Linked DNA regions of Homo sapiens: region 1 is linked to region 2. A link is a loop called in an ENCODE intact Hi-C map of the cell type or tissue named here. Cell type or tissue: PC-3. All regions are shown on one strand. Each heading gives the region's core, and the rest is flanking DNA. Links, peaks and the distances in the headings are about the cores only.

What was found. A loop is a pair of places that touch in the nucleus more often than their neighbours do. Peaks named below come from ENCODE experiments on the same cell type or tissue, not always from the same donor. Only the 100,000 strongest peaks of a DNase experiment are listed, where the experiment ranks them.
Region 1: a loop joins it to region 2, with 5 times the contacts of the local background. A loop is called at or near these places in 8 of 110 quality-filtered maps.

The regions. Positions count from the first base shown.
Region 1 is chr11:84,985,607-84,990,988 of GRCh38, forward strand. All of the region lies in intron 6 of DLG2 (discs large MAGUK scaffold protein 2), which reads right to left. Among named protein-coding and RNA genes, the nearest start is that of DLG2, 640 kb to the right of the region's middle. In PC-3, for the core only: no CTCF peak of the experiment used is centred there; a DNase peak (open chromatin) is centred at 2,285; H3K27ac peaks cover 1,165 bases.
Region 2 is chr11:84,798,652-84,804,033 of GRCh38, forward strand. All of the region lies in intron 6 of DLG2 (discs large MAGUK scaffold protein 2), which reads right to left. LOC124902727 (a long non-coding RNA gene) reads left to right here. Exons shown (of 4, transcript NR_189147.1): 4 at 1,880-2,052. Among named protein-coding and RNA genes, the nearest start is that of DLG2, 830 kb to the right of the region's middle. In PC-3, for the core only: a CTCF peak has its summit at 2,298; a DNase peak (open chromatin) is centred at 2,320.

The sequences.
Region 1 (5,382 bases), core at 213-5,212, 190 kb after region 2:
GAAGAAAGGAAATAACCAAGATCCGAGCAGAACTAAATGAAACTGAAACAAAATTAAAGCAAAAGATAAATGAAACAAAAAGCAGGTTCTTTGAAAAGATAAATAGGCCCATCAAGGTGGCTCATGCCTGTAATCCCAGCACTTGGGAGGCCAAGTTGGGCGGATCACTTGAGGTCAGGATTTCAAGACCAGCCTGGCCAACATGATGAAACCCGATCTCTACAAAAATACAAAAATTAGCAGGGCATGATGGCGGGTGCCTGTAACCCCAGCTGCTCAGGAGGGTGGGGCAGGAGAATCACTTGAATCCGGGACACGAAGGCTGCAGTGTGCCACGATTGCACCATTGCACTCCAGCCTGGGCAACGGAGCAAGACTCCGTCTCAAAAAAAAAAAAAAAAAAAAAAAAAAAGATGAAGAGAAGATAACTAAAATTGATAGACCATTAGCAAGATTAACCAAGAAAAGAAGAGATAAAAATCCTAATAAGCCCAATTACAAATGAAATGAGAGATATTACAACTGACACCACAGAGTTACAAAAGATCATTCAAGGCCCCTACGAACACCTTTAGGCACATAAACTAGAAAACCTAGAGATGGATAAATTCCTGGAAACATACAACCTTCCTAGCTTAAATCGGGAAGAACTAGATACCCTGAACAGAAAAACAACAAGCAGCGAGATTGAAATGGTAATTTAAAAAACTCCAGGACCAGATGGATTCACAGCAGAATCCTGACAGACAATCAAAGAAGAATTGGTACCAACCCTATTGACACTATTCCACAAGATAGAGAAAGAGGGGATCCTCTATGAAGCCAGTATCACCCTAATACCAAAACCAGGAAAGGACATAACCAAAAAAGAAGACTACAGACCAATATCCCTGATGAACATAGATGCTAAAATCCTTAACACAATACTAGCTAATCGAATCCAACAACACATCAAAAAGATAATCCACCATGATCAAGTGGGTTTCATACCAGGGATCCAGGGATGGTTACGTCCAATGTGATACACCACATAAAAAGAATTAAAAACAAAAATCACATGATCATCTCAATAGATGCGGAAAAAGCATTTGACAAAATTCAGCGTATTTTTATAATTAAAACTCTCAGCAAAATCAGCATACAAGGGACATATCTCAGTGTAATAAAAGCCATCTATGACAAACCCATGGCCAACATAATACTGAATGGAGAAAAGTTGAAAGCATTTCCTCTGAGAACTAGAACAAGACAAGGATGCCTGCTCTAATCACTCCTCTTCAACACAGTACTGGAAGTCCTAGCCAGAGCAATCAGAAAAGAGAAAGAAATACAGAGCATCCAAATTAGTAAAGAGGAAGTCAAACTGTTGCTGTTTGCTGATGATATGATTATTTACTTAGAAAACCTTAAGGCCTCCTCCAGAAAGCTCCTAGAACTGATAAAAGATTTCAGCAAAGTTTCTGGACACAAAATTAATTTACACATATCAGTAGCACTTCTGTACACCAACAGCGACCAAGTGGAGAATCAAATCAAGAACTCAACCCCCTTTACAATAGCTGCGAAAAATTAAAATACTTAGGAATATACCTAACCAAGGAGGTGAAAGACCTCTAGCAAGATAAACTACAAAACACTGCTGAAAGAAATCACAGACAACACCAACAAATGGAAACACATCCCATGCTCATGATTAGGTAGAATCAATATTGTGAAAATGACAAATGACCATACTGTCAAAAGTAATCTACAAATTCAACAAAATTACCATCAAAATAACATCATCATTCCTCACAGAATTAGAAAAAAAAATTTAAAATTAATATGGAAGCAAAAAAGAGCCTGCATAGCCAAAGCAAGACTAAGCAAAAAGAACAAATCTGGAGGCATCACATTACCTGATTTCAAACTATACTTTAAGGCCATAGTCACCAAAACAGCATGGTTCTGGTATAAAAATAGGCACATAGACGAATGGAACAGAATACAGAACTCAAAAATAAACTCAAATACTTACAACCAACTGATCTTTGACAAAGCAAACAAAAACATAAAGTGGGGAAAAGACACCCTATTCAACAAACAGTGCTGGGATAATTGGCAAGCCACATGTAAGAGAATGAAACTGGATCCTCATATCTCACCTTATAGAAAAATCAACTCAAGATGGATCAAGGACTTAAATGTGAGACCTGAAACTATAAAAATTCTCGATGATAACATTGGAAAATCCCTTCTGGGCATTGGCTTATGCAAGGATTTCATGACCAAGAACCCAAAAGCAAATGCAATAAAAACAAAGATAAATAGCTGGGACTTAATTAAACAAAGAGTTTTTGCATGGCAAAAGGAATGGTCAGCAGAGTAAACATATAACTCACAGAGTGGCAGAAAAATCTTCACAATCTATACATCTGGCAAAGGACTAATATCCAGAATCTACAATGAACTCAAACAAATGAGCAAGAAAAAACAAACATGAATAGACAATTCTCAAAAGAAGATATAAAAATGGCCAAGAAACGTAGGAAAAAATGCTCAACGTCACTAATGATCAGGGAAATGCACACCAAAAACACAATTTGATACCACCTTACTCCTGCAAGAATGGCCATAATCAAAAAATAAAAACAGATGTTGGTGTGGATGCAGTGAACAGGGAACACTTCTACACTTCTAGTGGGAATGTAAACTAACACTACACTATGGAGAACTAAATGCAGAACTACCATTTGATCCAGCGATCCCACTACTGGCTATCTACCCAGAGGAAAAGAAGTCGTTATATGAAAAAGATACTTGCATATGCATATTTATAGCAGCAAAATTTGCAATTGCAAAAATGTGGAACCAATGTATATGCCCATAAATCAATGAGTGCCTAAAGAAACTGATATTATATATATTACATATATGATGGAATGCTACTCAGCCATAAAAAGAAATGAATTAATGGCTTTCGCAGCAACCTGGATGAGATTGGAGACTATTTTTCTAAGTGAAGTAACTCAGGAATGGAAAACCAAACATCGTATGCTCGCTCATAAGTGGGACCTAAGCTATGAGGATGCAAAGGCATAAGAATGACACAATGAACTTTGAGAACTCAGTGGGGAAAGGATGGGAAGGGAGTGAGGGATAAAAGATTACAAATTGGGTGTAATATATACTTCTCAGGTGATGGGTGCACCAAAATCTCACAAATCACCACTACAGAACTTACTCACGTAACCAGACATCACCTTTTCCCCAACAACCTATGGAAACAAAAATAATAATAAAGAATACAGATCAGAAAGAAAGAAAGAAAATTCTCCTTATTTGTAGATGACATCAATTTCTACATAGGAAAATCCTAGTGTATAAAAACTCCTAGAACTAATGAGTTCGGCAAGGTCAGAGGATACAAGATAAACATAAAAAAAATTAGAACTCCACATATTAGCAATGAACATGCAGACACAAAAATTAAAAATACACTATTTACAACTGCTCAAAAAAATGAAATAGTATAACAAAACATATACAGGACTTGTATTCTAAAGACTACACACACAAATGAAATAAATAAAAGAAGTTCTTTTTTTGAGATGGAGTTTCGCTCTTTTGCCCAAGCTGGAGTGGAGTGGTGTAATCTCAGCTCACTGCAACCTCTGACCCCCAGGTTCAAGCAATTCTCCTGTCTCAGCCTCCTGAGTAGCTGGGATTATAGGCATCTGCCACCACGCCCGGCTAATTTTTATATTTTTAGTAGAGATGGGGTTTCACCATGTTGGCCGGGGTGGTCTCAAACTCTTGACCTCAGGCGATCCACCCACCTTGGCCTCCCAAAGTGCCGGGATTACAGGCATGAGCCACCATGACTGGCCATAAGTTCTAAATAAATGGAAAGGTATACCATTCCATGGATTGGAAAACTCAACATAGCACATCTCCCCAAACTGATAAAGATTTAATACAATTACTATCAAAATCTCAGCAAGACTTTTTGGCTTTGTGGATACAGACAAGGTTATTTTTTAAATTATATGGAAAGGCAAAGGAGCTAGAATATCTAAAACAAATTGAAAAAAGAATGTAGGAAGACTCATTCTACCCTGAGTTCATTCAAGATTTACTACATAGCTAGAGTAATCAAGACTGTGTGATGTTGGTACAGGGACAGATACATAGATTAATTGAACAGAATGGAAACCCCTTATAGAAATAGACTTACATGAATAAGTATAATTGATTTTTGACAAAGGTAAAAAACGATCCAGTGAAGGAAGCAATTCAAAGAAGAAAGATAAGACTTTTCTACAAATGGTGCTGGAGCAATTGGACATCTAAACCTAGCATTAGGCAAAAAATTCTTAGACTTAAAACCAAAATTACAATCCATAAAAAGAAAAATTAACAAATTAGACTTCTTAAAAACTAGAAAATTTTGCTCCTTGAAAGACCCGATTAAGAAGATGAAAGCTACAGGACAAGAGTACGAATTATATATCCAACAAAGGACTTGTATCCACGATATGTGAAGAACTCCACAACTCAACAGCAATGAAAAAGCCCAATTTAAAAATAGGCCAGTGACTTCAACAGGTATTTTATCAAAAAGAGAATGTAATGATGAAATATCAGCACATAAAGACGTTCATCATCTGCTATGCTTTGAATGTTTGTAGCCCTCTTAAATTCATTTTGAAACTTAATCCCCAGTGCAATGCATTAAGAGGTAGGGCCTTTAGAGGTGATTACATCACAAAGGCAAAGCCCTCATGAATGAGATTAGTGCCCCTATAAAAGGGCTTAAGGGAGTCTGTTTGGCCCCTTTTTGCTTTTCTGCCATGCAAGAATGCAGCAAATCACCATAAAACAGAAAATGAGCCTTCATCGGACACCAAATCTGCTGATACCATGCTCTTGGAATTCCCAGCTTCAAAACTACGAGAAATAAATGTGTATTATATAGACATTATCCAGCCTAAAGCATTTTGTTATAGCAGCAGGAATGGACTAAGACATCAGCCCTTAGAGAAATGCAAATTAAAACCATGATGAGATACCACCACATACCTATTAAAATTCATAAAATAAGAAGTAGCGACAGCACTAAATGCTGGAAAGAATGCAGAGAAACTAGATCACTTAACATTGCTAATGAGAATCTAAAAAGAAAACTGGAAAGTTCCATGAAGAACTAAAGTTTTAGTTTCGCTGCTGTTTCTTTGACAACTAAACATGCAATGACCATACAACCCAGAAATTGCACTCCTGGTTATTTATCCCAGGTAAATGAAAACCTATATTCACACAGAAACCTGTATATGACTACTGATAGTAGATTTATTCTGAATAGCCAGAACTAGAAACAACCCAGATGTTTTTCAATGGGTG
Region 2 (5,382 bases), core at 65-5,064:
GCTTGGTGTTCTATCCTACTGTAGCCAAGCTGGTCCCTGAGGCCAGCACATCTCAGTCCAACCTAAGGCCCAAAGCATACTACCTGGCTATTACTGTTGGTTATTCAGGGCCCAAGGGCACTTTAGCCATCAGGTGACATATACTGCCAGGACTACATCCTTCCCTTCAAGGCAGGTGGGTTCCCTTCTGGCCCAGAATGTGTCTAGAAATGTTGTCTGGGAGCTCGGGCCTGGTATGGGGGCTAGCTGCCTGTCACCCCATCCTAGTGTGCCTAAGCTGGTATCCAAGATGCAAGACAACGTCCTCTTTACTCTTCTCCTCTTCTCAAGCAGAGGAAAGGAGTCACTTTCATTGCTAGAAGCTGCACTGCCTGGAGGCGAGGATGGCACAAGTACTCCCTGAGCCATCCCATCTGGTGTCTCACTAGGTCACACATTGCCCCAGTCCACTGGCTCTAGGCCCACAACGGCCTCAAGGCTTGCCTAAGAATTACAGTCCTTGTGTCCCAGACTGCCTTTCAAGTTCATTTATGATCCCAGAGCACTTTATCTCATGGTGGCGAGCCTTGCTAAGAAATTCAAATTCTAAATGCTGGGAAGGGCTCTTCCTCTCTTGCTGTTCTGGTCCAGATGCTTTCTCTGTGGGACTGGGCAGCACTGAGTTCAATGCAAATCCCTCCAGCTGCTGTGCTCTTCCTCCCCCAAGTGCACAGATTCTCTCTTGGCACCATGCAGCTGCTGCCGGAGGTTGGAAGAGGGGTGGAAGAGGGGTGTCTTTCCCAGCCTCTTCAGTGCCTCTTTCAGTAATATAAAATTAAAACCAGGTATTGTGATTGCTCACCTGATTTTTTATTCTTATGAAGGTGCATTTTTGTATGTAGACAGCTGTTAAAATTTGGTGTTCCTCTTACGAGGACAATCAGTGGAGGCTTCTTTTCTGCTGTCTTTCTCCACACTCAAGGCTTTATTTGTAATCCTCTATCAATTTCTTACGTCTAGAGGAAAGATAATTTTGAGACTCTCTTCTTCTTCATAATTTTTTTTTAAACTTCTCAATTTTACTTGTCAAACGGCACTGTAAAGTGTTAAATCCAAAGGCGTCCAGGAAATATTCAAGAGGTAGTTATTTCCTGAGTAGCCTTCTCTGTTCTATTCCCACCCTCCTGCTTTCTAACTTTGGTCTCTAAGTGTTTTCATTTGTTTTTCTATTTTAAAGCAGTAACAGTAATAAATAATGTCCTGGAACCAGTGTCTAGCTGAATATTAATAATAATACTTTCCATTTGCATATGCTTTATGAGAAGCTCTTTCTCACATCTTGTCTGATTCTCAAAATACCTCTATAGAATAAATGGGGCATCAATAAAAGAGCCAAGTAATACCAAACCATCTAGTCTGATGGGGTGAATGCATTATGGATATCAAAGGATCAGGTTTTACCCTAAGTTGAGTGGAGACTAAAATTTTAAAAATCTGTATGTACAAAATTGAACAAGAGAGTAAGACCCAATACACAGCAACATAAAAGAGCTAGAGAAATTTTAGAAGAGAACACAGCTGACTCAGGCATTGCTCTCCCTTTCTCTCCATTCTTTACATATATTTCCTATAAATATAAATTTATAGGTGTTTGTATATCATTTTAGTTTTAAAATACACAGCATGCATGTAAAAATAATTTTAAAGATAGTGTTTCAAAATGCAGCATACAGAGCCTCTGAAATTTTTAATTAGCTGGTTGTACAGTTTAACATTTTCTAGCTGGAAATTGCATGGTATAATTAAGAGGATTTAAAGCATAATTTAACAAAATATTACTCTATACTTGACATTTTTTAAAATGACAAATTAAAATAGAAATCATGCCCTTGTTTTGCAGATAAGGATGCTGAAGCTAAAAACAATGTCCAAGGCCAAATAACTGACAAGAAGAAGGCCAAGGCATCTAGAAACCATGTCTTCTGATTCACAGTTGATCATATTTTTCTATCACCTTTGATAAGGCATAAAATATTATTTTGATGAGTAAATAAAAAGACTTTGGACACCTGCTGTTTGTCTAATTTATGGTTTCCTTCTCTTTTCTCTAGTTGATATGACTATATTAAGCCAAGAAAAAAGTTAGATTTGACAAACGGATTTTAACAATTTTATGCACAGAATATTTTTTAAAGTTATTTTTACGAGTCTACAGTTTTACAAGTTTAATGACATGTTCAGAGGGACTAGAAAATTTACAAATAACATGATTTATAAAATCCATGATTTCCCAGGAATATTTTTGCCACCACATGGGGGTGTAGTGTTCTTAATATGTACTTTGCAGGAATTCTGAGCATCTCAGCTGAGCAAGCCTGGGGAGCAGCAGGGAGAACTGGATTTTATGTGCAAGTTTGTCTTATCTGCACCAAGCATGAGGCCAGGAATAGGAGTCGATCTTAATTCATCCTCCAAGTGTCTCAAATATAAAATTGGCTTTGTGATATTAATTTGTTTAAATTGTTCAATCTCAGGAAAAACTTCACAGTATGTATGAGTTACCCACATACAGCAGCAATTTCAACAAAAGCAGCCATATTAGTATGTGCCATGCTATATTCTCCAGTCCAAGAAGGTTATTAGAAAATTGTTTAATTGAGGCCAGGCGCCATGACTCACGCCTGTATTCCTAGCACTTTGAGGCCGAGGCGGGCGGATCACGAGGTCAGGAGATCAAGACCATCCTGGCTAACACTGTGAAACCCCGTCTCTACTAAAAAAATACGAAAAACTAGCCGGGTGTGGTGGCGGGCGCCTGTAGTCCCAGCTACGCAGGAGGCTGAGGCAGGAGAATGGCGTGAAGGGCGCTTGCAGTGAGCGGAGATGCACCACTGCACTCCACCCTGGGAGACAGAGTGAGACTCCGTCTAAAAAATAATTGCTTAATTGAGAAAAAGTTGCTTTTGTCGCTGGAATTACTGTGAGATAATTGACCGTGATGGGAGCTGTGTCCCCCAGATGAAAGCAAATCATGGGAGCCAGGGTCAATCATATTAATGTCTGCAGTGAAAAGAGGTGTTGTGATCATCATAAGACATAACCATAAAATACTTAAAGTCTTAAATGGCCAAAGCCTTTAAACTACATTATAATGATTACAGATCCAATAAAGTTTAATTAAAACAAAACTACTACATTGAACATCCATAATGATTAGAAAGGTTTCTAATTGGGGACAAATTTGGTATTGAGAACACATCAAAAGAATTTCCCACGTTCTTTGTTACATCTGTTTGTGCTGGTTTTCTGCTTCTGCATCTGTACAGGGCACATTTCTAAAAAACTGACCAGTTTAAAAATTACTTTTTAAGTTTATAATGCTCATTTTAGGTAAGTCATTAACTCTTTCCATAATTTAGGTGATCATTTAATGTTTTAGGGATTGGGAAGCACAGCTTACTTTTAGTTAAAAAAAAAAAGCAAAAAAAAAAAAGCATGAGCTTTGGAATCAGGCAGCCTGGGGATTCTAGGCTAGAATTCTAGGTTTCTCATGTACTAATTGTGCAATTTAACTGCATAATCTCTCTGTGTCCATAGGGTCCTCAAAGAAAATAATAGGAAATTATGGATAGGAAATAGGAATAATAGGAAAGATGGAATTCCAAAGATAATGTAATAAAGGGAGGTATGATAGGTTAGGGGAATTAACAAGGAATAATGAAGCACTCCGGAACCCAGCAGCAGCAGCAGCAGCAGCAGCAGCAGCAAGAAACCTTTACTATCCCTAAGGATTAGGGCAAGAGAGAAGAAATAGGGAGTTACAGTCTGATGAGAAGAGGAGCCTTGGAAGAAGTGTTGACTGACAGGAGCTACGGTTATGGAGTGACCAACCCCAGTCACTACTATGGCAGAAAATAAATACCCTGGTATTTTTCTTCTCTTCTCTTCTGATCTCTTGCAGGAATCACCCTTTGGCCAAACCCAATTAGACAACCAGAAACAAGTCAGCAAAAAAAAAAAAAAAAACTCTGGGTGGTGCAGTCAATAGTGGTAAGCCCTCTAGGCACTGAAAAAAGGCCAGAGATGAGCAGAGGAATTGTTCTGTGTTAGGGGGGATGAAAGTAGAAAAAAGCAATTTACGCTCTTTGTTTCTTTTTCCTCATCTTTTCTTTTCTTTCTTTCTTTTATGAGGCAGAGCCTAGCTGTGTCACCAGGCTGGAGTACAGAGGCGCGATCTCGGCTCACTGCAACCTCCACCTCCCGGGTTCAAGCGATTCTCCTCCCTCAGCCACCTAAGTAGCTGGGACAACAGGCACGTACCACCACACCTGGCTAATTTTTTGTATTTTTGGTAGAGACGGGTTTCACAGTGTTAGCCAGGATTGCCTCAATCTCCTGACCCTCGTGATCTGCCCGCCTCGGCCTCCCAAAGTTCTGTGTTTACTGGCATAAGCCACAGCGCCCGGCCCTTTTTCCTTGTTTCTAAGTGGAGATATGAATCAACTCTTGTCCAACAAAATTGTAAAGATAAAATGAAATATACATAAAGAATATAATGCAGTGTAGAATATATTGTAGATGCTCAATAAATAGCTAGTGCTGATCTTATTTTTAACAGTAACCAATAATTGTGAAGTTGAATGTATATTCTCTATTAAAACCCAACAACCATCCAATCAATTTATCACTTAGGGAGCTATTCTGTGTCTTCTTTAATGAAAGCTGTTTTGTTTTCTTCTTTACAAAAATAGGAGACTATGAATAGAGAGATTAAACACTAGAAAAATTAATTCTCTAATACTGTCAATTATATGTTTACTTGGACTTTGATATGAGGGCCCTGAAAACGCAGTAAGTTATATATTTCTGATAAGCACAATCCTCCACAAAGAGCACATGGGCAGGCAGTGATTTAGACTCAGGGTTCTAACATTTTACACCTTACACTACATGACTACCCTATGAAATATCTGAAATGAAACTATGATTCCAATAGAAAGCAAAAGCTTGCCTTTTTGAGGATATAAATGTGCCTTTAGGTTTTACATTTAAAGTTACGAGTAATCATCAAAAGCATTGATGTTTGACAAATGACTATGTTGCACAGGTCTGCCTCGACTAGCCCATAAAGGAGTCCTTACTACCTCAAGCATTCTCTGCCACATCTTAAGTTTTTATTGTCCTTAAGGCATGTTTCTCTATCTGAAATGTTGCTTTCTGACTTCTTCATGAGAACAGAGACCTAGGCTATCCTGTTCTGCTTTATGTCTAGTATTTCCTAGAACAGAGCCTGATAGATAACTAAATGATCACACAGGTACAGAAAAGCATGCATATAAAAGTGGTAGATGTGAGAATTAAATGACATGATATACTCAAACTACTTTTAAAAATGCATTTTAC